Linked DNA regions of Homo sapiens: region 1 is linked to region 2. The links are chromatin loops, found by intact Hi-C in ENCODE. Cell type or tissue: natural killer cell. All regions are shown on one strand. Each heading gives the region's core, and the rest is flanking DNA. Links, peaks and the distances in the headings are about the cores only. Region 1 overlaps ACACA (acetyl-CoA carboxylase alpha). Region 2 overlaps AATF (apoptosis antagonizing transcription factor).

Region 1 (2,807 bases), core at 114-2,613, 190 kb after region 2:
AGACAGGGTCTTGCTCTGTTGCCTGGGCTGAGTGCAGTGGTACAATCATAGCTCACTGCACCCTTGAATCCCTGGGCTCAGGCAATCCTCTTGTTTCAGCCTCTTGAGTAGGTAGGACTATAGGCATGTGCCATCATGCCTGGCTAATTGTTTTTAATTTTTTGTAGAGATGGGGTCTCACTATATTGCCAAGGCTGGTCTCAAACTCCTGGCCTCAAGCAATCCTCCTGTCCTGGCCTCCCAAAGTGCTAAGATGACAAGCATGAGCCACTACATCTAGCCTGCTATTTTAATTTTTTTTTTCCTGAACTGCTTTTCTAAACAATTGCTCTACTGTAAACAAATACTGTTGAATTTTGTATGTTGACTTTTGTATTTAGCAATCATGTTAGATTTTAAATAATTTAATAATCAATCTGTGAATCCTTTGAGGCTTTCTAAAGAGACACCCTATCATATTTAATAATGGCAGATATATTGCTTTATTACTTTCTAGCTCTTATACCCTTTAATTCTTTTCCTTGTCTTACTGCACTGGCTAGGACATCCACTATAAAGCTGAATAGAAGTAGTGACAGCAGGCATCCTTGTCTTATTCCTAATCTTAAAGATAATGTTTTCAACGTTTTACCATAATGCATGATGTATCCTGCAGATTTTTTTGTGGGTCCCTTTTACAAGATTTTAAAAGTTCCATTTCACTCCTAGTTTCCAAGAGTTTGTCATGAATGGATGTTAAATTCTGTCAAATGCTCCCTCTCCACACCCTGTTATCTTGAGATAATGAGCATGTTTTTCCTCCTTTCATCTATTTCATGATAAATTATATTAATTGACTTTCTCCAAACTGATCAACCTTGAATGCGTGGGATAAAGCCAACTTGGTTGTTATGTATTATTTTGTATGTTATTGGATGCGGTTTGCTGATATCTACATGAGGATTTTTGCTGGTCATGAGTGGCATAGGCTGCTTTTAAAGGAAGTGAAAAGGAGCAGATAAAGGAAAATGTTTCAAATTTCAGATAATGTTTCAAATTCTGTGATGTTTCACTGCCATCTTGTGGCAGGAAGCAATGTCAGCAGTAAACAGCTTTAAAATTTTAGCCAAGGTTATTTCACACTTAAGAGACAATTTATCATTTAGTGAAGCTCTTCAGAGAAAGCCAGGGATAAAGTCTACCTAAATGATATACTAAAAAGTATTGGAAAACCTGAACTTGCTCTTCCTAGATGCCTCTGGTTCAATTCATGGATTAGCTGCCAAGAATCAAGCTCTTCAGATATGGGTTTCTCAATTTCAGCCTGTGATGACTCAACCAACTTACACTACACAAGGTCAAAAAGATATCAACAGGAATGGTAATCTCTATTAGAAAAATTACTTCAGCCCTTTCTCAGAAGCACACTGGATTCCTAATTTCATCAAGCTGTGTTTCGTTGTTCTTTCTTTAGAGCTAGTGGATATAGAGGTTTAGTTTTTAAGGGAGTAGTGATAGGAGACTGTTTATTAATGGGAAGTGTTGTTGACAGGAGGGGGCTTAGCTCTTACACAGTCCTATAGGGATAGTTTGGGTTGGTTATCAGAATCAAGGCTTTCTTAGCTAGAGAGTCCTCAGGAAGAGGCTTACCATTCTGGAATTGTGTCTCTACTCGCAGGTACTGCCGGAGCAGATCCATCACCACAGCCTTCATGTGGCCTCGGATGCCACTTCGGTACCTAGGCAAATAGAAAGTCTCCACTGAAAAACCTGACAATCCAACACTATTAAGCAATAAACCCAAAGGCCAAATTTACCTCCACGACATTCCACTGAACTGCTTTCCCTCTGAATAAAGAACAGCCTAAAATGAACTACAAAATTAACTTAAATTCTAAGCCTAAAAGAAATCTCACTATAGACAAGACCTTTTTTAATAAAGAAGACAACAAAATCCTGCATAGCCCCACCTACCAACACCTTGATTCAGTTCCTACTGCTAAGTAGAAATTATTACCATACTCTTGAAATGGCTGAGATATCTGAAAAATTTATAAGTATCTTAAAGTTAAAAGTGTTCTGTGAGGCCGGTTGCCTTAGCTCACATCTGCAATCCCAGAACTTTGGGAGGCCAAGGCAGGAGGATCACTTGAGTCTAGGAGCTCCAGACCAGCCTAGGCAATATGGCAAAACCTCTTATCTACAAAAAATACAAAAAAATTAGCCAAGCATGGTAGCATGTGACTGTAGTCCCAGCTACTCAAGAGGCTGAGGTGGGAGGATTGCTTGAGCCTGGGAGGCAGAGGTTGCAGTGAGCTGAGATTGTGCTACTGTACTACAACCTGGATGACAGTGTGAGACCCTGTCTCCAAAAAAAATAAATAAATAAATAAATAAATAAATATGCTCTGTGAATATCCCTTTAGTATTAATAGCAACAACCACAATTACTTTTGCACCAACCTAATATAATAGGCTCCATAAGCTAAGAAGAAAAAATGTCATACTGGGCCCTGTGACAGAAGAAAAATTAGGAGCTTCATCAAAATGGCAAGGAAAAAGAAAACAACAAAATTTCTGTGCCTTATTAATTGACAGGCTGGACGCAGTGGCTCATGCCTGTAATCCCAACAGTTTGGGAGGCCGAGGCGGGTGGGTCATTTGAGCCCAAGAGTTTGAGATGAGCCTGGGCAACATGGCAAAACCCCAGCTCTTCTAAAAATACAAAAATTAGCTGGATGTGGTGGTGCACAGCTATAGTCCCAGCTATTCAGAGGGGTTGAAACAGGAGGATCACCTGAGCCTCAGGAGGTTGAGGCTGCAATGAG
Region 2 (2,807 bases), core at 244-2,743:
GCGTTTTGATTGGTACCCGATTTCTAAGCAAAAGAAATCCTCCAACTTATTACCAGAAGTAATAGCAGAGTGCCTTGCCAAAACTCTATGGGTTGACATTGAATACCCTCACTAATTCCTGCGTGTTGAAGTTAAGCTAGAGCTGAGCGATGCATCCTGTGCTCCCCCAACACACACACACACACACACACACACACACACACACACACGCATGCACACACGCCCTGGGTTGTTGGGCAGCATCCTGATACGGATACAAATGTAACTGGAATGTCAGTCTCACCTTCTGTGCGGCTGGGGGAAGTGATTCACGTCTAAGCAGTGAAGCATCCCCTAGCTTTTAACAGGAGCTGTTAGAGGGGCTGCTGTTTGAACAAGGAGCTTCATCTTCCTGAAGCCAGCAGTCACAAAACCGTAAACACAACACTGGCCAACTCTATTGCGGGGACCGTGGTGGCTTGACGTTAATATTAAACATCTCCAGCAAGGCAGAGAGCTCTGCATCCCAGGTCCGGAATAAAAATAAATAAAAATAAAGAGAAACCCTGCTAAAAGCAGTGTGATGATTTGTCGTCTTTCCTTTGTGAGGCCATTTGTCTTCTCTCACATCAAATCTGTTATAAAACAGTCAAACTGTGAAAGTGGACATCATCCCGGGAATATGGAATATTAATGCGTGGAAGGAGCGGCGCCCCTTTTGTCTGAAGAGTGGCTCCTCCCCCACCCCTCTGCTTTTTTGCAAGTCCGCTAAGGTAAATTATTTTTCTTTAAAATCATGTGGAAGATTTGAAGCTAGTAGTAGGGATGGTGGAAGTTTTGAGTATTTTTCTTCCTTTGTTAAAGTGCAGGGGATTTGTGACTGGCTTGAGTAAGGAGGAAGCACAAGTGAGAAGAAAACCTGTCCACGTGCAGTCCCCTTCTCGCCCCCATCCCTCTCCCCTCTCCTCCCTGTTCCCCAGCCTCTCAGTTCCTTTGTTTGGGGCCTGAACCTGCTTCTTGGAACATTTATAAATCTTGAGTCTGTCTGATCTTTAGGGGACAGGCCAGAGGCCGTGTGTCACCATGTGTAATTTAGAGCTGTAGGGCTAAAAGCTTTTCCAGAGGTTTGAAGGACCTAGTTCTGACCTGACCAAAAGAACGAATTGGAACAGACCTTCTAGAGTCTCCTTCAAGCACTGGGGAGGATGGTGATGAGAGCAGACACACGGGGTAATTTATGGGCTCCGCTGACTGGTGGCTGGGTCCACTTGGAAACGAGTCGTGTACTGCCACCTTGTGGCAGATTCGGGCGGCTGCGGTTTTGTTGTTTTGGAACCTTGTGAAGAGTTTCAGCTAGTGTCGGATTGGACATGATTTGCCTTGTATCTAGATTTAGGTAATTAGTGATAGATAAGGGGTGTCTCTGAGTCATTCTTATTTTGCTAAGTTGATCCTGTTAAGAAATAAGTCTTAGCTGAAAGAAGACTGCTTTCTTTCCCCTTTACCTCCTTTCTTCTGCTTTGTGGTTTTTTTATGGGGGTTTTTGTTGTTGTTCAGTTTTGGTTTGTTTTTTGGTATGGAATTATGATGAGATTTCAGGAGAGAAGCCTGTGATCCTCCTTGGGTTGTTGGGGGATGTTAAGAGGAGAGTGAGGGAGAGTAAGTACCGACTTTTTGGCCGTATTCAGAAATCCTAAGTTTTCTACTATAGTGATTTTTGTGTCATTCTGACTAAATACTAACTCCTTATCAGCACTGTGTCTTTTTACTTGGATTACTTTCCCAGCAATCCAGCCTTCTTGGGGAGCTAAGTTTTTCTTTTCTTTTTTTTTTTTTTTTTTTTTTTTTTAGATGGAGTCTCACTCTTTTGCCCAGGCTGGAGTGCAATGGCACAATCTCGGCTCACTGCAACCTCCGCCTCCCAGGTTCAAGTGATTTTCCCGGCTCAGCCTCCCAAGTACCTGGGATTACAGGCACACACCACCACGCCCAGCTATTTTTTGTATTTTTAGTAGAGACGAGGTTTCTCCATGTTGGCCATGCTGGTCTCAAACCCCTAACCTCAGGTGATCCGCCCACCTTGGCCTCCCAAAGTTCTGGGATTACAGGTGTGAGCCACTGCGCCCAGCCTTGAGGAGCTAAGTTCTAATGCATGTCACCTGTGTCTGAGCCCATTCCCGTGACATACATAGGGCTGCCCCTACCACACAGCCCCAAAGAGCACAGGGCGATTGCCTGCCATTTGGATCAGTATGTTTCTCCTTTTAGGTCATAGAGACACTTCTCAAATATCTTTCTCTCATTTGTAAAGTCACTGATACCGAGTAGGATGAATTTGGGTCGGGGAAAGCAAAGGAATGATGAAAGGAGGGTGCCATTTAGTCCCTCGTGTTGGTTGGGAGCAACTGTAATGCATGCACACAGGTCCTCAGCATGTTGCTCTGTCTCATTCCATTTCTCATGATCATAGATGACGATGCCATTTATGCAATGCGGACTTTGCTTAGTGCTGTAAAAACAGTATGTTTAAGGAAGATATTGTCACCATCTTACTGATGAGGAAGCTAAGATTCAGGGGGCTAAGTAATTTACCTAAGGTCCTAGACCCAGTAAGGACCTGAGCCAGTCAGAACCAACTCTGACAGCACCTTCCAGCCCCTCTGCATTTGTGATACCATGCTCTATGCCATATAAAAGCATTCGCCTTGTTCTATTTAACTATTCAAGATTTCTATTAAGCTGGTTTCTCTAAGTATATAAGAAAAGAAAGCTGCTGTCCAAGCCGGGCGCGGTGGCTCACGCCTGTAATCCCAGCACTTTGGGAGGCC

What was found. Hi-C counts contacts between places; a loop is a spot of excess contacts. Peaks named below come from ENCODE experiments on the same cell type or tissue, not always from the same donor. Only the 100,000 strongest peaks of a DNase experiment are listed, where the experiment ranks them.
Region 1: it touches region 2 in a loop (2.2-fold over the local background); 3 of 110 quality-filtered maps call a loop at or near these places.

Annotation. Positions count from the first base shown.
Region 1 is chr17:37,238,847-37,241,653 of GRCh38, forward strand. ACACA (acetyl-CoA carboxylase alpha) reads right to left here. Exons shown (of 56, transcript NM_198834.3): 24 at 1,630-1,718. Among named protein-coding and RNA genes, the nearest start is that of SNORA90, 4.6 kb to the right of the region's middle. In natural killer cell, for the core only: CTCF peaks have their summits at 1,087 (motif pointing left) and 1,288; a DNase peak (open chromatin) is centred at 1,055.
Region 2 is chr17:37,046,562-37,049,368 of GRCh38, forward strand. The region is part of intron 11 of AATF (apoptosis antagonizing transcription factor); the gene reads left to right. The region is part of intron 1 of LOC105371753 (a long non-coding RNA gene); the gene reads right to left. Among named protein-coding and RNA genes, the nearest start is that of MIR2909, 14 kb to the left of the region's middle. RefSeq lists an enhancer at 1,537-2,037. In natural killer cell, for the core only: CTCF peaks have their summits at 1,290 (motif pointing left) and 1,491; a DNase peak (open chromatin) is centred at 1,270.